Regions from separate parts of the Homo sapiens genome. Here regions 2 and 3 are each linked to region 1. A link is a loop called in an ENCODE intact Hi-C map of the cell type or tissue named here. Cell type or tissue: heart right ventricle. All regions are shown on one strand. Links, peaks and the distances in the headings refer to the core of each region. The heading gives the core; the rest is flanking DNA. Region 1 overlaps LOC105379013 (a long non-coding RNA gene). Region 2 overlaps LOC107984116 (a long non-coding RNA gene). Region 3 overlaps PIK3R1 (phosphoinositide-3-kinase regulatory subunit 1).

Region 1 (8,688 bases), core at 1,768-6,767:
ATAGAAACCATTACATGGAAACAACTTCAATTTCTGGCCATGAGATCTATACAAACTTTCCTGCTTTTGTGTTCATCCTTTTGCTTCCAGGTACAGTGGAGGACATGGTCCCTCTCAATTCCAACATCTCTCCATCCACCCATGCCGTGGATCCCATCTTCTGTCTTTTAGCTTGTGTTTCCAACTTTCCTCTCAATAAGTTCAAGTGTCTCTTTTAAAACATAAAACAAAAACCCCTCCTAGACCCCCTTTGCCTACTCTTGCCATTCTTTTGTCAATCTCCATTTCTTCATAGTAAATTTCTAATCTTTACCATATTTTCAACTCTGATTCACCCTTCCACCACCTACCAAACCTGGCTTCCTTCCCCAATGCTCTAAGGACACCTGTTCCACTGACTAAGGTCACCAACAATCTCAGTGCTGCTACATTTGAGGAACACTTCTGCATCTGATTTTCTCTCTCAGAGGCATGGCATATAGTTAATCATTCCATACTCACTGTCATGACAGAGGCTTGACTTTGATGGCACCATTCCCGCTAGGTTTCTTTCTAACTAGCTGATAGGACCTTCTTTTATTCTGGGCTCCGCAGCCTCTTCCTCTACCCAGACATTAAATTTCCTTTTCTCATCTGACTCGCTCCTCAGATGATCCTGTCCATATCCTGTGCAGTGATAACTCCAGGAACTTGAACTACTGCCAAGAATTTTCTACTGATACTCATGGATCAGACTCATGGATCCATCTGCCCACTTGATATCCCCATGTGATAATAGGCCTCAAAAAGAACATGTGCAAACCTGAACTTGTGATCTTTCCCCTCAACACTCTACCCTTCCTTCAATGAATAAACCCTACCCCCATCCCTCCGCCATCCACTCAGTTTTGCCTGTAAAAATCCTCAGAGTTACCTGGACTCCTTATTAGTACTGTCATTCTTGCCTACTTAGCACTCATTCACCTTTGTACTGGGAATAGCTCTTCAAATTTCCTTTCCTGCTCACAATGTCTTTACTCCAGGTGAGATTAATCCTACCTGTTAGCTCCATGGGTAAACATGTTACCCAGGACTAGCCAATAAGGCTCAATTCTAGGAAGTTTCCTGAAACTATTGAGAAGTTGCCTTCTTCTGGAGTTGCTAACCTCTGAGGATGTGAACCTAGAGCTGCCAGCAGCTATTTTGCCACCACAAGGAGAGCTTTCCAGAGAGTGAAGCCATTACACCAGATAAAGAATTCAAAAGAGAGCTACTCTAGAAGACATCATCTGAACTCCTGGATCCAGCCATATATGAAGTATCTGATCTACCCCAAGGACTTCTCCTTCACTTGAATCAATAAATTTTCATTTAGGCTTAAGCCAGTTTGAATGGGATTGCAATCACCCCTACAGAAACAATGCTGACAGATATATCATCCTTAGCTCCTCTCCTTCCTTTACCTCTCCCTAACCTCTCCTCATCCAATCAGTCCTCAAGTCTTTTTGGTTCCACTTGCTGATTCACTAAATATCTCTGAAATCACTCCTCTTCAATCCATTCCAGCCATTACTTTAGGCCAAGCTATCATCTCTCAGTGGCGCAACCACAGTGGCCTTCTAACTGGTAATTCGTGCCCAGTCCTATCTCTTTCATGTACTCTGATATGGTTTGGCTGTGTCCCTGTCCAAATCTCATCTTGAATTCCCATGTGTTGTGGGAGGGACCTGGTGGGAGGTAACCGAATCATGAGGGCAGGTCTTTCTCGTGCTGTTCTCGTGATAGTGAATAAGTCTTATGAGATCTGATGGTTTTAAAAAGAGGGGTTCCACTGAACAAGCTCTCTCTCTTTGCCTGCTCCATCCATGTAAGCCATGACTTGCTCCTCCTTGCCTTCCACCATGATTGTGAGGCTTCTCCACCCACATGGAACTGTGAGTTGAATTAAACCTCTTTCTTTTGGAAATTACCCAGTCTCTGTTATGTCTTTATCAGCAGTGTGAAAACGAACTAATACATACTCTTTACACAATAGTCAGCCTGATCTTAGTAAAATATAAATCTCAGAGCTCTTCATTGCTCCCCCTTGCCCACATAATTAAGCCCAAAGTTGTTCACATGGCCTATAAGCTCTGAATGAGCTGCTGCATGCCTTCCTTTCCAGCTTTATCTCATTCCATTTTTCCCCTAATCCCCTTTATCCCAGCCATGCTAGAAACTACTCCTAAACCTCAGCACCTTGGCAAATGCTGGTTTCACTGCCTGAAACAGTCTTCTCCTTCCTCTCTTCTTAACCAGTTCTAATCTCAATGCCATTTCTCTGGAAAAGGCTGCTGTAATATACCAGACAAGGCCCCTTTATTTCCTGAGCCACCTCTCACACCTGGACACCTTATACTCTATCCTTTGCCTTTTCAGCATTTGTCTTTGTCATCACCTAATTAAGCATTTAATGTTAATGATTAACTGAAGGTCAGATTCCCTCCCTAGACTATAAGCTCCATGAGGACAGGGACCATGGCTGTTTGGTTCACCACTATAGCTTATCATAGGGCCTGACACAAGTTTTGACTGATTATCCTTTGTTCTGGGCTGGAGGGACAGGCAGAGGGGAAACTTAAAGAAAAATAGAGATGTTTTCCAGGCTTTTGAGCAGGTTTACAGATTTCATTTTAGACGAAAATCTTTACATTTCAGCAGTTGACCATCTGTCATACCATTAAGGCAGTATCTCTTGCAGGTGAAGATACAGCAAAAAGTTGGGCAATTTTAAAAAAAAAATCTGGTTTATGTAAAGAACAAAATCTGAAAGAGAAAAAAACAAAAGAAAGCTTCCCTGTTTTTTTCAACAAGGAGTTTCATGAAAAAAATAATAAAAGGAGGGAAGAAACCATGCTAGATTAAAGAGCTTTAAGGGACATAATACTAGATGCAATGCAGGGCCCTAGGTTTGAGTTCGGTTTGGACAAACCAACTGGAAAGGACATTTTTGGGGACGAGCAGGAGGAATTTGAATACAGACTGGGTTTTAGATAAGATGAAAATTTATTGGCAAGGAAAGATGGAGATCATTAACTAAAAAAAGCAGGTTACAAACAGCATGTACAACATGATCTCATTTTGGTAAAAATATGTATATGTATATTTATACACGCATAGAAAAAGCTTTAAGGATATACACACAGGTGTTAACAGTGGTAATCTATGGGTGGTAGGAATATGGTGCTATCGTTTTCTTATTTTTCTTTATCTGAATTTATAACTTTCGACAAGGCACAAATGCTGCTTTTGTAATAATAAAAATTAAAACATGAATTCATTTTAGAAAATTTTAAAGCAGGCTTAAGCAGACCCAGATTTTCACTGAAAGCTGTCCAGGACATTTTTTCTACGTCCTCCACCTTAGAAATGAATAATGTGTCCCAACTTCTGAGTAGGTCTCCGCATGAAGGATTAAAAATTTTTGCAGTCCTTGAACTAAAAGTGAATCAATCAGATATTGAGCATGCATACATTTTCCACTAGCAATGTCAGTAAAGGACCTTCACATCAGTAGCAGGAAAGGTTGCAAGAAAGTAACCCTCACAGGAGGTGCTCACATCATTACCAGGCAACTTCTACACAGCCATTTCCCACTCTAGTGGAAAAATCCACAGTTCATCAACTGTTAAGGATAGTAAGTACATAGAAAATTTAGAAAATGCGGAGTTCCAATGTTATCTGAGAAGTGAAGGAAAGAGAGTTTTGAAGAAAACCATAAAAGACTAGAAAGGTCACCACTGGACACTATTAAGCTGAATATCAGGGATTTGTAACCAAGCCCCAGCCTTATCCCAAAGGAACTGGAAAAGTTCCCAGCCATGGTGGTCCTTATATTCTTTATCTGTAAAATTAGGTCTAGATGAAGTCTAACATTTTTATTTGCTTCACAGCATGGTTCATTACATAACAAAATATTATGTTGCACACTAAGTCACAACATTAAATATAATAAGAGAATTTTGCAAATATCCTCTTCCTGGATTCTTACACGGTGGAGGAAGTTGCCTGTAGAGGGCACTAGTCAGTTAATAACATCTGAATCAGTTTGACTTAAAAGCAAGAAAGGACCTTAGGGGTCACATAGTGGATCCCTCTCTTACAGAGAAGAAACTGAGCCCTAGTGAGATTAGGCGACTTGCTCAGAATCACACAGTTGGCATTTTCACAGAGCTGAGATGGAAAAAAGAACTCTGGTTCATGTTAAAAAACAAAAACCAAACCCAAAAACCTTACAAAGGCCTAGAAATTGAATTGCATTTAGTTGTTCTTTTAATGAATCACCCACCGTGAAAAATAATAAAAAGATTACCACCACCATAAAAAAGGAGACCATCCTAGGAAGCCTACTCTTCAGGACACTAGGAGACAATTAATTCCAGTGTCACTCCCAGCCACAGGGTTATTCAGTGAAATTCCCTTGGCCCATAACCATTTTGTTGATAACCTTTGCTGTCTAAACATCCCTTTGCCAAATTTACACGGCACTCAGATTGCACTGGGGGACAGGATGGTATATAAGAGAGGGGACGGACTTGTTTTTCTTCCTCTCAGCCCCATCAACAGCAGTTAAGTGTCAACCAATGGATTGGATCTACTTCATTCACTGGTTAAAATTAGGCAAACAACTGGACTGGCAATGAGGCTCCCTGAGGCTGGTGTCTGGTTATTTCAGTCACCTTACAATCAGATTAGATCTATCCACCTTGCAAGATTGCCCCTTCCTTGCCAACATACTAGAAACCAGTTTATCTGTTCAAATACTGCATATGGACCCAGACTCTGTAAAACCATGACTAGGATGTTTGATGTGTTATCTTAGGGTTTTTCTGTTTGTTGCTGTTTTGAGAAATAGACATGTAGGTGGTAACATGCTGCAGTAGAACCATCGACTTTGGAGCCCACTAGACAAGGCTTAAATTCTGCCTCCACTTGTGTGTCAGCTGGGTCTCCTCACTGTATTGCTTGACTCTGAGTATCAGATTTCTCATCACGGTATTTACCTTACAGACTGAGGATTAAAGGAGAAAGTTCATATGAAGTGCCTAGATCAGCACCTGGCACTGTACAAATGAGTCTCCCACTTGAAGAATATGGCTGGCTTTCAGAATTAGGAGAGAGTAAGCAGTAGAATTCCACCATGTAATGAATTCAAGGTCATGGCTATTGAAGGAAGGTATTGTCTTTAAAACGTCCCATGAAAAATAGCTTAGATAAACATTCTAGTAGATAAGCTTCAGAAAAGTAATTTTTAACCTACTCCAAACTAATGCCATGGTGTTCTCATTGTTCCTCTACTTTTATAAACAGTGGCATTACTAAATTACAGCCTAAATTCCCCCATGCATTTTAGTGGTGATCCAAGAGCATGCTCAGTTAAAAACATGGGTGGAAGGATTTAGGAGAGTTAGCCACCTCTCCCTACACAATATTTCTAGGGTGCAGAGACAACACTTCTGCTTCCTTTTAAACCCAGTATTTGCTTAGTTTTCAGAAAGAATGAGGCAGTCCCCAAAGGCATGTTGGTCTAAGCATAGAAGCACCATAGTGATGGCATGTTTTCCTAGTTTTACACAGTTGATTTATACCCACTGAGTGCATAGTATGTCTAGGGCACTGGTCATGTATTATTTCATTCAAACTCTACCACAACTTGATGAAGGAGTCACTATTATCAACTTCCATATATTGATGGAGAGGCTGAGGTTTGGAGAAAGTATGTTGCTCACCCAGGTCATGCAGGTGTCAGTGTGGTGAAGCCAGGATGGAGCCCAGCAGCAACATCCGAGCCCCTCCTTCTTCCTGCTGCCTCTTTAGTCTCTTTTTTTTTTTTTTTGTATTTTATTGGCTTTTCTGAATGTGGTAATAACGGGCAAAAGGGCAGGGGCAAAAAATCAAGGAACTTAAGGAATTCACTGAGATCTAAAACGTATTTATATCCACACAGTCTACGTTAACATGATTTTACTATTCCAGGATCTTCATCAGCATAACTTTACTGTTCCAGAAAACTCTTCCTCAAGAAGATAACAGTTACAAATAACTGTATTGTTCATTCCAGGAATTTCCCCAAAGACACATCAACTCGTCAATAGAAAGCATTCAAGGAAAATTTTAAAATTTGAGCATTTCCGAGTCTTTGCCCTCAAAATCTTCATCTTGTGTTTGCCCATTCTAAGTGATTAGATTATGGTCCTCACTAGACCCCAGCCAGGGCTCCCTGGCTCTCACACTAAAAGATACACATTGGAAAAAATCCAGACTTCACAATCTCAAAAATACTCCCAACTTTGCTCCATCCCCTACCTGCACCCCGAGACTCTAGTGAGATTTTTTGTAAATAGTGTTCTCCATTAACTTTAAGCCATCAGTTCTCAACTGGGGATGATTTTGCCTCCCAGGGGATATTTGGCCATGTCTGGCAACATTTCTGGTTGTCATGACTGGGGCTGCTCCTGGCATCTAGAGGGTAGAAGTCAGGAATGCTGCTAAACATCCTATAATGCACAGGACAGCCTCCTCCCCTAATAAAGACTGTCCAGAATCAACAGATTATTTTAATAATATTTTGGAGAGCCACTAATTAGCAATATCTCAGTTAGTGCTACGAAGAAGCTTCCCAAACTCTGAACCCTTCTGGTTATGTTTTTACTCTCTTGATTGCCAGTGTTCTTGCAGGTTCATGAGCCCCAAATCCATGAAGCCCGTCCTTAAGAAATTTCATTCCCAGAGGCTAGACTGCAGACATTTACCTACTCTTCTTATGATGGGGGTTTCCATCTCCTAAGATAGGATCACTTGGTGGCTCGGTTATTTTTTTTAAGACAGGGTCTTGCTCTGTTGCCCAGGCTGGAATGCAGTGGCGCAATCACGGCTCACTGCAGCCTTGGCCTCCCGGGTGTCAGGCGATTCTCCTACCTCAGCCTCCCGAGTAGCTGGGATTGCAGATGTGAGCCACCGCACCTGGCCAAGTTATCTTTAATTTCTACATTGTGTATTGTGTATCAGCTGTTTGAAATGATGAACCTGAGTCCACAATTTTTTTAGAAGATGCTGTTAACTATCTTAATAATGGCAGCATTCCTGAGGTTGTGAAAATGACTTTACTGAACAGGAAGCATGTTTTCCTTATAGACAAATAGCACGAATTCATATTACTTATAAAAGATACTGCCTCTTGAAATTAGCACTTTGAATTTCACCTTTTCGTCTAGATATTTCCACTGGTAACAAAATTTCCCTGGAAGTCAGTGTTTGGAGTTATAAGATCAATTTGTGACCCAAAAATATAAACGGTCTACCTTTTATCCTGTTTGTGATGAGTGAAAGGCAAAAGTAAACAGAAAAAAGAAACCTGATATGACTTCACTCTTGAAATATTGTGCAATGATTTTCTGAAGGTAAGTAGCAGGCTTTGTATCTTGAGAACCTAACGAAGTTAAACAGCAGTCCTCACTCTGGGCACAGAAGTCACAGCTTACAGTACTGGAATGAGGCCCAGGATGATGTCATCCTGGGCAGAGACCTTATCCGTAACCCCACAGTGCATTTGTATTAGGCAGTGATGTCTCTGTCACCAGGAACTTCACTGAGCCTTCCTGAAGCTCTCAAGCATGTCATAGAAATATTGTCCATCTCAAAATTTGCCCTAGAAAGGAACCAGGAAGTTTTCCTTTTTGAAAGTTCTTGAGATGATATATGTCTTGAGTCTTGTGGGGATTCATTCAAATCCCTGGAGCTGGCATAAAGATTTTTGAAGTGAGAACATTTGAGCTAAAGAAGATACAGAAAAAAGTGTTATCTCGACTGCACTTACCTGACTAAAGCAGGGCCTCCCGAAAATACTGCTGCCATTAACCCCCATCTGAGGGGGTTTCCTGGAATTTCGCTGCCAGGGAGACAGAGTGTCCATTGCTATTAGCATCAAAAACCTCAACAGAACCTTCCATACCTTCTTATTGAAGCCCTAACCCCTCTACCCTTTGTTAAATTTTGTATATGAACCCTTTAATCTCAGGCTATTGAGTGAGTTATTATCTCTGAGAACTCCTGTGTATGTGTAAATCGCCTATCTTTTCTCCTGTTAATCTGTCTATTGTCAGTTAACTCATGGGCCTTCAACCACTGGAACTAAATTGGATGAGGAAAAGTTTTCTCCCAATAATTTTGGTGATGAGGATGGGATGGCTGGGACTCTCTGCTCCTCCAGAAAGTGCAGCTAAGATGTCAGGATCTCTGACTATGCTGACAAAGATAAATTTCTTAGCAGCCAGGTTCCCAGATTTCTGCTCAGAATCCCGTCAAGTGAGGATGGTAAGACCATCTTTCTGTCTTTTCTTCCCAAGATTTAGATTTCCGGGAGAAAACACTCAGAACTTATACTTACTGTATTGTGACTTGGTTTGAATACTTTTTAAAATAGATCTTTTCCTTCCCAGGGATAGCTCCTGTATCCTTTCTGTCTCATTTTGTGTCCTGATAGTTTGGTTTGGATTCAGTCAGAGTGCTCACTCTCTGGCTTTCTGCATGCTGTGGGGTGCAGATTGTCTGTTCTGTGCTCAGAAGCAGCCAATTGTCAGGTTGGGGCTCAAGCATTTGTAGTTGACTGAAGAGAAATTTGGGTATCCTGGGCATCCCATTTTCAGCTGGCACCGTGCCGACTGTTGCCAG
Region 2 (8,688 bases), core at 1,404-6,403, 500 kb before region 1:
CGGCCTTCAGAATTTGAAACAGCAGAGCAACAGGGAGTTTGGGGCCGCAGTAAAATGTTCAAGAATTGTTATGTTGTAAAGCCAACCCCTCCCCAAAAATGAAAAGTGCATGTGTCAAATGCTATATCTCATTCTCCCTTTTAAATGGTTTTGCATCTAGCATATTTGCAGGTCAGTGCTCCAGGGACACTAAATGGCTTGTTGGCAGAACAAAATGTTGGTCTCACAGTGTTTGTGCGTCCTCCAGCACCGGGAGGAGATGCGCTGCAGCTTGTCCTAAGATAGATGGAAGGTTGTAACTCTTTCTTGTCAAAAATGAAATTGCATGAAATTCTTCATTCACTATGCAAGCAGAGAAGCTGAAAGTATAAGTAGAATGGAAAAACAATCTTTCCCTCTTAAGGTCCTGAGGAAGAGAAAGTCTTTGTTGTCAGGAGAAATAAAGCTGGAATTGGGTAGCATGGAGCACTAATGATAGTAACCAGTGTTATTAGTTCTTTGTGCAAATGTGTGTGGAGCACGTTTAGGAGGTAGAAGTGGGTTGTGTGGAACAGAAATACGGACGCCCACATTTTAGTCAGGAGAGGCTGATGCATGGAGAGGAGATCCTGAGATTGGCAAAGGGAGAGTGGGCCTGAGAGAGGCCCAGGAATCCTTGGACTGGAGTGTACCAGGACCAACGCTCTGGGGCTGTGTGGGGCGGGAGAGAGGAGAGGGTAGGCTGGAGCCAGAGAAGGTGTGAGGGTGTGTTTGAGTTGGCAAGTGGGTGTGGGAGTGGGTATGAGTGTATGTGGGAATGTGTCAGTGTGTGAGAGGATGTGTAAGTGTGAGTGGGTGTGTGTGTGAGCGGATGTGTGTGTGTGAGAGGGCATGTGTGTGTGTGTGAGAGGATGTGTGTGTGTGAGAGGATGTGTGTGAATGTGTGAGAGGTGTGTGAGTGTTTGAGAGGATGTGTGTGTGTTTGAGAGGATGCATGAGTGTGTGAGAGGATGTGTGTGTGAGAAGATGTGTGTGTATGTGAGAGGATGTGTGTGTGAGTGTGTGAGAAGACGTGTGTGTGTGAGGATGTGTCTGTGAAAGGATGTGTGTGTGTGAGAGGAGGTATGTGTATGTGTGTGAGAGGATGTGTGTGTATGAGGATGTGTGTGTGTGAGAGGATGTATGACTGTGAGTGTGTGAGAGGATTGTGTGTGTGAATGTGTGAGAGGATGTGTGTGTGAAAGGATGTGTGTGTGAGAGGATGTATGTGTGTGAGGATGTATGAGTGTGAGTGAGGATGTGTGTGAGAGTGTTAGAAGATGTATGAATGTGTGTGAGAGGATATATGTGTGTGAGAAGATGTGTGTGTGTGAGAGGATGTGTGTGAGTGTGTGAGAGGATGTGTGTGAGAGGATGTGTGTGTCACTGTGTGAATGTATGTGTGTGTGAGAGGATGTGAGTGTGTGTGAGGATGTGTGTGTGAGGATGTGTGAGAGGATGTGTCAGTGTGTGAGAGGGTGTGTGAGAGAAGGAATGTATATGTGTGTGAGAGGATGTGTGTGTGAGAGGATATGTGTGTGTAAGGATGTGTGTGAGAGATGTGTGTGAGTGTGTGAGAGGATGTATGAGTGTGTATGTGAGGATGTATGTGTGTGTGAGGATGTGTGAGTGTGTGAGAAGACGTGTGTGTGTGAGAGGATGTGTCTGTGAAAGGATGTGTGTGTGTGAGAGGAGGTATGTGTGTGTGAGAGGATGTGTGTGTATGAGGATGTGTGTGTGTGAGAGGATGTATGACTGTGAGTGTGAGAGGATTGTGTGTGTGAATGTGTGAGAGGATGTGTGTGTGAAAGGATGTGTGTGAGTGTGAGAGGATGTATGTGTGTATGTGAGGATGTATGTGTGTGTGAGGATGTGTGTGAGAGGATGTGTGTGAAAAGATGTGTGTGAGTGTGTGAGAAGATGTGTGTGAGGATGTGTGTGTGTGTGGGAGGAGGTATGTGTATGTGTCAGAGAATGTGTGTGTGTGAGGAGGTATGTGTATGTGTGTGAGAGGATGTGTGTATGTGTGTGAGAGGATGTGTGTGCGTGTGTGAGAGGATGTGTATGTGGACGATGTGTGTGTGAGAGGATGTATGAGAGTGAGTGCGTGAGAGGATGTATGTGTGTGACTGTGTGAGGATGTGTGTGAGTGTGTGAGATGATGTGTGTGTAAGAGGATGAGTGTGTGTGAGAGAGGATGTGTGTGTGAGAGGATGTGAGTGTGAATGTGTGTGAGAGGATGTGAGTGTGAATTTGTGTGAGATATATGAGTGTGACTGCGTGAGAGGATGTGTGTGTGAGTTTAGGATGTGTGAGTATGTGTGAATGTGAGAATGTATGCATGTTTGAATTGTGAGAATCTATGAGTGTATGTTTGTGAATAATGGTGTACGTTTGTCTAATCAAAGGAAATCTCATGTTTGAGACCACTAGTAAAGGATTTCTCCAAACTTCAGGATTCCTGGAATTTTAGCCAACAATATTCTCTGATATCAGCTTTACTGTGTTGGAGACACTTTCTCTGGAGCAGCTGCATAGAACGGTGTTGGTGCAGAAATCTGGAGTCAGCCTGCTGAGAGGCCTTCTCTGTGTGAACCTGGGCCAATAACCTCTCTGTCCCTTAGTTTCCTTGTCTCTGGAATGTGGATGACAGGAATAGTTCCTACCTTATAGGGTAGTTGTGAGGGTTAAATAAATGAGTTAATGCACCTAAGGCGTTTAGCATGTTGCCTGGCACATAGTAAGTGCTAAATAAATGTTAATTGTTATCAAAGTGTTGGGTAAAAGGAAACTTCATGCCCATTCTGGCTGTCATTTAAAAACGACTTAATGTTTGATTAAAATAGTCACATCAAAGGTCGAAATATATAACAAAGTGGAACGTTTCTTCTCACCTGTGTCCTCCATTCCTGCAGTTCTCACACCCCTATAAACATGTAACCACTGGAATTAATTCTTTGGGCAAACTTTTAGAAATACTTCATGCTGTAATCCCAGCACTTTGGGAGGCCGAGGCGGGCGGATCACAAGGTCAGTAGATCGAGACCATCCTGGCTAACACGGTGAAACCCCGTCTCTACTAAAAATACAAAAAAAAATTTAGCCGGGTGTGGTGGCAGGTGCCTGTAGTCCCAGCTACTTGGGAGGCTGAGGCAGGAGAATGGCGTGAACCCGGGAGGTGGAGCTTGCAGAGAGCCAAGATGGCCCCACTGCACTTCAGCCCAGGTGACAGAGCAAGACTCTGTTAAAAAAAAAAAAAAGTAAGAAATACTTCATGCATGTAGAAGCAAACACAAACATATCTCCTCCTTCTTACACAAATGACAGTGTATTATGCATATTGTTTCTATGCTTTTCCTTCACAAACATAACGATGTGGCGATCTTTCTATATTCTTACCGAATGAACTTCCTCACTATTTTTTTTAAAGCTGCATAGTATTCCGTTGTTTGGATCCACCATAACTCACCTACTCATTTTCTTTTGACGGACATTTAGGTTGTTTACAACGTCTTCCAAACTGTCTGACACGATGTTTTTACAGCCCAAATACTGGGCAGAGCCGTCTGCATGAAACATTTCGAGGAGATTATCCATGAACTATGGAAGAGCCGAAAAAAGTTCTTGTATCCTCTCTTTTTCCCCGCTTTTTGCTGTAGTAAACTGTAATCAGTCCAGCCAAGAGGGTTTTATGGGATTTGGGCTTTGTACCATCAACATTCATTAAATAATACTGGAATTTGTTCCTGCCACGGATGAAAACTTAGCCAGTTGGTAATAACTTACACATTTGCTGCCTGAAAAGGAGCAAACAGCCGGTAAGGGTGACTTAACGTGGACAGTCCGGTCACCCTTCCCCAGCACGGTGTCCATTCACCAGCAGAGGGCTCTCTCCTTTTGGGAAAAATACAAATGTCTCCGGGAAAGGTTTTAAACTTCACAGCCGGGCACCGAGTGTGGTGTTTCTCTTCTCTGCAGTGGATTGGTGTGTCGCTCCCTTGAATATTTAGGGATTAGCTGAATACTGAATTTGTCTGTGTTTTGAGTGTGTTTATGTGTGGGGTGTTGTGGAGAGGAAGAGAGTCCAGCATTCCCCAGAGGTCTGAGGAGAAAGCCTGTGACTTGATCCAGAACCAGGGATTATAGTTTTTCCCTTCTTCAGTGTATGAGGCATCCTGGCCTTGTCCTGTGTTTCAAGATTAGAAACCACACACATATATCCCAGTTTTCTGGGATATGCTTGTGAGATGATCGGGCCGTAAACCCTGTTTATATGACCCCTGGTGACTGCTCTTTCAGGTTAGTGTTCCCAAAAAGTCAGGTGAAAATCTGTCTCATTACTTTCAAGGGGAAGAGGAAAAGCACTGACCACCCCCCTACCCCAACACTTTTTTTTTTAAGGACAGAGTCTCACTCTGTCACCCAGGCTGGAGTGCAGGGGCGCCATCTCAGCTTACTGCAACCTCTACCTCAAACAATCCTCCCACCCCAGCCTCCTGAGAAGCTGGGACTACAGGCACATGCCACTATGCCTGGCTATTTTTGTATTTTCTGCAGAGGCGGGATTTCAGTATGTTGCCCAGGTTAGTCTTGAACTCCTGGGCTCAAGCGATCCACCTGCCTCAGCCTCCCAGAGTGTTGAGATTACAGCTGTGAGGCACCATGCCCAGCCGGCAGTGCTGACATTAATTTAGCATTTCCTGAGGTAGTCTAGTGAGGTTAGGCCACTGAGTCCTACTTCTCTCCATTCTCATTGGGTTGATATTCCTGCCCTTTCCATCCCAAACAGTGCAGTTCAGGAAACCAGGCTGAAGAATGTGAAATACATCGCCCAAAGTCAGACACGGAGGAACAACTGCTTCGGAGCTAGCAATTTCCTGAGCTGGAATTGCACCACTGGCCTGTAGAATCCAAACTGTTTTCTACCAGAACAACTCCTTCCCTGCAGGAAGCAGGGTGTGCACAGCTGAACCCTGGTCTGAGAAGGTTGAAGTCACTGACTCAGCCCCAGCAAGGAAGTTGCCCTTCGACTTCTGACCTCTGGCCCTGTTTGAAAACCAACTCAAATCGTTTTTCTTTTTCAGGTAAAGACAAAATGATGCCATGAATTTCTATTTTCTTTTATTCAGGGCACACCTAGGCTAATATTGAACAAACTTCAAGGAAATGGAAGACACAAGGGTTTTGAGAAACTGAATGTAGAGCCTGCCTCTTGGAAAATGGTCCATTCCCAGACCTGAGTCATTAGGGCAGGTGCACAGAGCACCTGCACACTGGGCGATTGCCCAGAGGTTCTCCAGCTAGAGGGAGTGGAAGACCCCAAACTGGTAGTGTCACCCAGACCAAAGCTGGCCTCTCGGTCTTAATTTTTTTTTATGTTTTATTTTTTGAGATGGGGTCTCACTCTCTCTCCCAGGCTGGAGTGCACTGGCCCGATCACGGCTCACTGCAGACTTGACTTCCCCAGGTCAAGTGATCATTGCACCTCAGCCTCCTGAGTAGCTGGGACTACAGCACACAGCACTACACCCAGCCAATTTTTTTGTATTTTTTGTAGAGGCAGTATTTCACCATGTTACCCAAGCAGGTCTTGAACTCCTGGGCTCAAGCAATCCACTTGCCTCAGCATCTCAAAGTGTTAGGATTACAGGCGTGAGCCACCATGCCCGGCCCCTGTCTTATTTTGATTAGAGAAAGAAGCAGCACAGAGCGAAGAGGAAGGGTGAGGCAGGCTCGTCAAATGAGCCCTACAGGTGCTTTTCAACGCCGTTCCTTGTAATTTTGCACAGACAGGGAGGAGACTACTGGGAACTCACTAGGTATTATATAACTAACTTAGATAACTCTTCATCTTGTAAAACTCAGAAACACCTGTTACACTGCTTTTAAAGTCAGTTGTACTAGGTTACCTCACAGGATTTTGAGAAATGGTTTTCTCTTGATTACTTCTTTTCCACTCACAATGTTACACACCTGTCAAGCATGTGGCAACAATGTTTGTTCAAATCTCTCTGGAGTTAGAATAAAATTATGTGCAAGTTTCTACTGAAAAAGAATTATTCAAGAAATGAATGTTTAAAAAAGCAGTTGTGATTGATCCATTTCCAAAGTATTCACACTGATGCTGATATGATTTGAATTTGTATCCCCGCCCAAATCTCACGTTGAATTGGAGGAGGGGCTTGGTGGGAGGTGGTTGGATTATGGGGGTAGATTTCTCCCTTGCTGTTCTTGTAATAGTGAGTGAGTTATCAAGAGATCTGAGGGTTTAAAAGTGTGTGGAACTTCCCCTTTTCTCTCTCTTTCTCTCCTGTGACCATGTGAAGAAGCTGCTTGCCTCCGCTTCACCTTCCACCATGATTGTAAGTTTCCTGAGGCCTCCCAGTCATGCTTGCCGTTAAAACTGTGGAACTGTGAGTCAATTAAACCCCTTTTCTTCATAAATTACCCAAGCTCAGGTAGTTCTTTATAGCAGTGTGAGAATGGACTAATACAGATGCTTAGTTTATGGGTTCTCAAACTTAAGCGTGTGTCTTGAAACACAGATTGCTGGGTTCCATCTCCAGGGTTTCTGATTTTTAAAGTCTGAGGTGGGCCCTAAATTTTGCAGTTTGAACAACTTTGCTGGGGGATGATGATGTTGCTGTTTCAGGGACCACACCTGGGAGTTACTACCTCACTTACTGCAAGATTGTTAAACTCAAGATAGTAGAAGTATTGTTGTTTGTCCCTACACTGCCTTTCCCTTAGCTGGTAGGAAAAGTTCGTAATTAAGACGGCAGGCTCTGAATGCAGACAGAATTGTGTTTGAATGCTTCCTCCAACACTTCAACTACTGTGATCTTGGCTACATTTATTTAAATTCTCAGAACATCAGTTTTCAGGCCTAAAGAAAAGAAATAGTAGCATCTAGTTCATAGGGTTGTGTGTCATGAGACCAAATATATAATTGGCTTAGCGTCTATTGTATACTATATTGACATCTAGTATATATACAATAAGTGGTAGTTATTTCTAAGAGTTCTTGCATATCTTTGAAGCAGCTTATTAGGTTTATTAAAAAATAGACCAAAATTAAAAGAATTAAATGTAAGGCATGGTTACTTTAATTTTTTTATTTTTTTATATTTAATTTTTAAATTTTTTTCTTTTCTTTTTTTTAAATTATACTTTATGTTCTAGGGTACATGTGCACAACATGCAGGTTTGTTACATATGTATACATGCTCCATGTTGGTGTGCTGCACCCATTAACTCGTCATTTACATTAGGTATATCTCCTAATGCTATCCCTCCCCCCTCCCCCCACCCCACGACAAGCCCCGGTGTGTGATATTCCCCTTCCTGTGTCCAAGTGTTCTCATTGTTCAATTCCCACCTATGAGTGAGAACAAGGGCATGGTTACTTTTAAATAACTGGGGAGGTAGTATTATTTTTAAAATATTATTTTAAAAAACCCACTGATGAAGTACAGCTCTGGCATGACCAATCATTACTATTACTCAGGTCAAAAGAAAGCCCAGAGCCTCTGAACACATCAATACTGAGGAGATGGGGGAACATTTTAGAAAAAAAGATTACGTAGAGGCAGGGGTTGGTAGTTGTTTTTTTTTTTTTAGACAGAGTTTCACTCTTGTTGCCCAGGCTGGAGTGCAATGCATGATCTTGGCTCACCACGACCTCCGCCTCCTGGGTTCAAGCGATTCTCCCGCCTCAGCCTCCCGAGTAGCTGGGATTACAGGCATGTGCCACCACACCCAGCTAATTTTTTTGTATTTTTTAGTAGAGACGGGGGTTTCTCCATGTTGGTCAGGCTAGCCTCGAACTCCCGACCTCAGGTGATCTGCCTGCCTTGGCCTCCCAAAGTGCTGGGATTACAGGTGTGAGTCACCGGGCCTGTTGAGTTGGTAGCTTTTAAATAATGAAACTCAAAACCTTCCCAGCTGTAGGAACAGGCAAGGCTGTTTTAAGTTTTAACATTTGGTCTTGAAATTCCCACCGCTTGTAAAATTGCATCCCTTCCTCTCCTGACAGTGTAATGGAAATTCCCACTCCTTCAGTTTAAGCCTGTGTGTCTCTAGAATGCAAATTGTATTCTCTAGGAGTAATAGCATAATAATCCAATAATACTAAGTCTTTCAGATTAGATTATATTAGCTTAGCTAGGTGTTACCTTGGAAAGTACAGTGCTTTGCTCTGAGGGAACAGGACACAGAAGAAGCTGACTTGGAGGAAAGGAAAGACCTGGAGTCTTGGGCTCAGGGGGCCTTTGGGCAACCAAGGGCACTGTGGGGCAGGAGAGAACTGCTAGTTAATGATTTCGCCAGCTGCTTGTTCTGCCAGGGAGAGTTCAGCTAGGCTTTCCAGTTCCCTGCAACCTTTAGGTCTAACACAGTTTATTCTAAGGTTGTGCTCTCAAAACTGATTCTCTTTTGTGTTGAAACAGAGGAGGATGGTATTGGGTGACAGTTTTGGTAGCTTCAGTCATACCACTGCATCTTCAGGCCCCTCTCCCCATTTCAAGTTTGGAGAGCCACCCATTCTAAAAAAGAAAAAGAAAACCACTGTTCTAGTTGTTCGAGTTAAGCCAGGTCAAGCAGTTGGCGGCTTTGAGGGGGCATTTAGGCAGAAATAACCCACTGAGTTTTTCCCTCTTCTCCACCTCTAAT
Region 3 (5,000 bases), core at 1-5,000, 170 kb after region 1:
GTGGCGGGTGTAACAGCCCAGAGTGCCAGTCCATGCATTTGGGAACCGTCGGTGCAAACCAGTCTGGCTGTTGGATCTTCTGTGGCAAACTAACTCAGGGAGAAGGCAGGGAGACAGGTGATTTTCCCATGGTCTCTCCAAGCCCTGGCCTGGCACCAACTTCCAACCAAGCACGTTGTAATTAGTACCTTCTTACTGAAATTCCAACCTAAACCCTATCTTTCCCAGCCACTGTCCCCCTCGAGGACAGGGGGAGTGTCTCCCCTAATCTCCCATCTGTCCTCCCCAGGCAGCGCTTACAGGGGCGCACGCACACACACGTACTCCAAGACAAACTACAGAAAGGCACCGCTCAGATAAGGAACAGAGAAGTGCACAAATTCAAGGCAACTTACTTTGCAGGTTATGCATTTCAACGGTTTCCCTTTGAAATGCCTGTATCCGACAATGAAAAAAAAAAAATCCCCAAAGCTGTTCTTCCACCAAGTGGGCCAAGCCCCCGCACCTCCCCCCAGCCTGTTCCCGGCAGGCAGTGCTCGTGTCCGGCGCCGAGAGTGCGCGCAGGAGCGGGGGCGCCGCCAGGACCCTCCGGGCGTGCACAGTGGCCCAGCTCCGCTTGGCTCGGCTCGGCTCGTCCCTCCGCCCCACGCCCCGCCCGGCAGTGCGTCCGGGCCACCGCCGCTCACTGCCGGCTCCTCATTGAGAAGCCAACTGGATTTCGCTACTGTATCGGGGAGGAAAGGAGCCCAGGCGCTCGCACGTCTCCCTTAGATAAAGATCGCAGCTTCATGATTAACTTGGGCAGGTTCAAATATTTGCTGAGCTAGGGATTTCGGGAGGGGGAGGGGAGCCCAAGTCAAAGTTGTCATCGGCTGACAAGTGGCCAATGCAAGACCAACTTGCTCATTTTCGCCTGGGAAATGAGAAGGCCATTGTGAGGGGACCTAAAATAGTCTCACTGGCTGCTGAGCGCGCTGGCTGGCTCGCGGGGCTCAAGTAGCCGACAGTGAAGCGAGGCACTATGCACAGCCAAACACAGGAAGTGGCTGAGCTAGTTCAGCAAAAAATAGAATCAAAGCCTCACTTGTAAAGGCCTGAACCTCTTGGAACAACCCAGAACACAGCGCCTCGCTCGTGTCCACCTCTTGCACCTCCTCCCACACACCAGCACAGACAGCCCTGCAGGTGTAACAGGAAAGCCCTTGTGAGCAACTCGGGCAGGGAGGAGATTACAAAAATGTTCAATAGTAAGTAGTAGGAGGGCATCCTCGGACGAATATTAAACCCCACACCATATGCATACTATACTCCATGATCATGTGACGATTCAGAATAAAACAACACTGCGGCTATTTTTATGAGGTCGATTGCAACTCGCATTTAAATGGCCATATGACCTGCTAATTAAAAGGTGTCTCTGCATTAGGTTTATGTGCCAGCTAATGGGGTAAAGGATAGAAGGGCAGAGAAGGGCATACCTTTCTAAGCGGATGTTTGCCCTTTATTTGAGAAAGTGGCAATGGACCAGACTTGGGATTACTGACTACTATTTAATTAAAATTTGATCTAAGAAAATTTTCAGTTGCATGAGCATAGATAGCTTTAAGGTTATCCAGGGAAATCACCAAACTTTACACCAGAAAGTAATTTAGAGTTCACTTCAATCAATTCCTGCATGCCATAGAGGGGAAAACGAAATCTGACCCAGGGAGGTGAAGTGGTTTACAGAAGATTATAGCCCTAAGACTAGAACCCAATCTTCTGATGGTTTCAAATGCCCTTCTCTACCCATTGTCCCTGCTCCTCACTTCCCTTTGCTAGAGAACGTAAAAAAAAATGGACAAAACTGAAGTTAATCTTTTAAGCCACATGCAAAAAATTTCACACCCCTAACAAAACTCTGGTTTTTTCTGTTTTCTATTTTTAGCTTGCTTAAATTAAAACAAAACATTTCATTCCCTTTGAAGACATAGGTTCTTTCAATAATACCCTCATACTCTGCATGGGAAAGTGATCCAGTGGTCACATAAAGTCCACACAGGCCAACAGCAGCAACTAGCTTCAGGGTTACTTGAAATATCTGGAAAGTGCTGTTAAACCCACAATGAAAGTGATTTTACAAACTTTCCTTTAGTGCAACTGATATAATATTGAAAAACTTTCCCAATGGAAATAACAGTCTATAAGTGAATCTGCCATCTGATCATAGGGACATATGGTTAGTTCAGAGAATACCCTTGCATCCTGAGCTGCATAATCTTGCCCTACTTTTAAAAATAGCCTTTCTAAAGCTAGAAACATTGGAAACATCAGTCTCCTAAGCATACCTGTCTGGATTCACATGATGTTTCATGTCAAAACCTTCTAAGATTAAAATGCTCTGTTAAGTCCACCAGTATATTTTCTGTTTCAGAAGAAAATAAGCCACTGGAAAGCAGTACTCTCTCAACGTATAGAAAGTCTTGAAATAGATTGGAAAAACTTTGCCTTAAACAAATTTCTCACAATATGTACAATCATCTACCAAAGAGGTCCTATTATATTAGGAAAGTGTGAGCTGAATCTTTTTCCCGTTGAATTTTAGTGTTTAAAAAGTGATCTGCAAGACACATGTTCTTTATTAGCTTAAAAAAGGGAGCCCTCTGCTGGTAGAACTGAATCAGTAATTCCTGCTTTGGGAGAAAACCATCAACTTTCTGTATATTTCGTATGTCCAAATTTGACACCAACTAATGTACATAATTGTATTACTGTCACTTGATCTATATGACTCACTAATTAGTAAATCAAAAGTACAGTTTTCACGAAGCTGCTAGTGTTGTAGGAAAACTTTTATTTTAATGTCAGCATTTCTCTGGGACCTCAAAGGCCTAGACACACTGGAAAACTAACTTTACCTTCTGGATTCTTTAAAACAATATGTATCATTCTCCCTTTCCTCAAAGTTTCGTAAAACTCATTTCAGAGGCAAATACAGCCCATTGTTTCACTTCTCAGCAGATATAGTTAGGAAAATGTCTCTTGATCCTTAAACTGTTCAAAAGTTACAAACTGAATACTATATTTCATATGTACAAGTCACCATCAAGTGGCAAATGTTGCACAAGCAGCTTTCAACCTAGAAAACTTCTTCTTTTTCTGGACATCATTTATGAACAAAGACCATGAAAAAAAGAATAGACAACAAAAATTAACCAAAATCTTCATCTAAGGGTAAAATGAATACCTCTCTTCATAATTTTAACTTAAGACAACTTAGAACAGAGGGCCTTTTAGGGTAATTCAAATTATTTGCTCCATATCCACTGGTCTTAACTGACATTATGCTAAGGAAAACATCCATTTAAGTATATAAATAAGCCCAGGTTTACGTATGTATAAACTCTGACACATTCTACCAGGTTTCTGATAAAGGCATCCCCACTGCTTAGCAGAATAAAGTAGTCCCCCCTGCAATTCTCCCTCAGATCTTTGTCCCTTGAGACAAAGAGACATCTGCACTGTGAAAACAAAAGTAAAACTGACTATATACCCCTCCTAAACACATACATACCAAAATACCTGTGTCTCTCAGGACACAAATAAAACTATTGTTTGACAAAACCTAGTGTGGCTTGCCCGTTTAGTTCTACGCATCTACAAACATGTAATTTTTCAAAGTTTCATTTTTCACCTTTGAAGCAACCCTCTAATGTCAGACCACATTTTAAACCAATAAAAATTAAATCAGAGACAAGTAAAACTCTTTGAATGTCATTTCCCTCTACCTTAGTGCTTGCCTTTAGTCTGGGTTGAGAACCAAGCCCAGAGCATTTAAAACAAGATTTATGAATCAGGCTCTTCAGGATGAATGTTTTGCAATGTGCCAGTGGTTAAAAATTAACTTTGACAGGTGTAGAAGGGCAAGGGGTAGAAAGAGTCATTTATTTTCCACTCTGGGCTTGAGGGTGCAATATTAGACTTCAATTATATTACATTAATATTTCTGAATATATCCATGAAATCTGAAATATGTAAATACACTTATAATGGGTTTCATTCAAAGGCACCCTGTGTTAAATAGACTTATTTTTACCTTGGTTTGCCTACAGAAATCTACTTTACCTGCCTAAGCATTAATTGGGTAAAGATAACACAATGATTCAAGAAAAAAATATTGAAAGCCAAACGACAAGTTAAGACTTTTTAGTAACAAAATAGAACAGCAAACTATCAACAAAGTCTAGAGAGCTTACTCTGTGCCCTACCTTTTCCAAATCTTAGCTTCCCTCTGTAAATGAGGAGAATCCTTATTTCCCAGGATTGCTGGATGTATTAGATGTGTTGATGTATTACTATTCTTTGAAAGTTGGAAGTTTATCAAAGAAAAATTTAGATAATTATTATGCTGTACCTAGTTCTCTGCTAGGAAGAGCTCAAAAGGAGAAAAAGCCTTTACCCCTACCCTTTAGAAATGTAATTAAGCAGATGAATAGGAAAAACTATAGACAGTTAAACATAAGGTGACAGGAAGCTTAAAGGCATAAACATACTGAATGGGTCGACTTAACTTGCATATAAAACGGGAAGGACCTACTTGAGTGCAGATAAAGTGGATGGCACTGCTTGGGGCAGCGACGTATGGTTGCATATTTTGTGCACTGTGCAAAGGCACCTAGGCAAGATGGAGGAGTGGTGATGAAATCTAGGCTGCTCCATTCACCAAGCCACATATTCATACAAAGGCACCTTTCTCCCTCCAAGCAATGTACCCACATCAGGGTGGCAACTTCCCAAGTGTCCCTTTTAGCCCCTACAGGCTCCTAGAGGCCGTAGCTCTGCTGGCTGGGAACATGGCGTCAGTAAGGAAAAAGGCCTGACAGGATTCACACAACTAATGAGGAATGGGTGGACTGAAGGAATCAGACCTGCTGAATGAGGACAGCTCCCATAAGGCCTCAAAAGCTAGAGTTGATGCGATAGATAGCAGAGAAATTATCAGTTCATTAAATCTCATACCA

The links. Hi-C counts contacts between places; a loop is a spot of excess contacts. Peaks named below come from ENCODE experiments on the same cell type or tissue, not always from the same donor. Only the 100,000 strongest peaks of a DNase experiment are listed, where the experiment ranks them.
Region 2: a loop joins it to region 1, with 2.8 times the contacts of the local background. A loop is called at or near these places in 31 of 110 quality-filtered maps.
Region 3: a loop joins it to region 1, with 12 times the contacts of the local background. A loop is called at or near these places in 96 of 110 quality-filtered maps.

The regions. Positions count from the first base shown.
Region 1 is chr5:68,455,693-68,464,380 of GRCh38, reverse strand. All of the region lies in intron 3 of LOC105379013 (a long non-coding RNA gene), which reads left to right. Among named protein-coding and RNA genes, the nearest start is that of PIK3R1, 240 kb to the right of the region's middle. In heart right ventricle, for the core only: CTCF peaks have their summits at 3,809 and 4,018 (motif pointing right); no DNase peak of the experiment used is centred there; H3K27ac peaks cover 517 bases.
Region 2 is chr5:68,958,283-68,966,970 of GRCh38, reverse strand. LOC107984116 (a long non-coding RNA gene) reads left to right here. Exons shown (of 3, transcript XR_001742709.2): 2 at 4,808-5,102; 3 at 6,345-6,431. Among named protein-coding and RNA genes, the nearest start is that of LINC02198, 67 kb to the left of the region's middle. In heart right ventricle, for the core only: a CTCF peak has its summit at 3,903 (motif pointing right); a DNase peak (open chromatin) is centred at 3,910; H3K27ac peaks cover 915 bases.
Region 3 is chr5:68,284,147-68,289,146 of GRCh38, reverse strand. All of the region lies in intron 7 of PIK3R1 (phosphoinositide-3-kinase regulatory subunit 1), which reads right to left. Among named protein-coding and RNA genes, the nearest start is that of PIK3R1, 71 kb to the right of the region's middle. RefSeq lists a silencer at 595-694. In heart right ventricle, for the core only: a CTCF peak has its summit at 2,649 (motif pointing left); DNase peaks (open chromatin) are centred at 163 and 846; H3K4me3 peaks cover 1,585 bases; H3K27ac peaks cover 4,861 bases.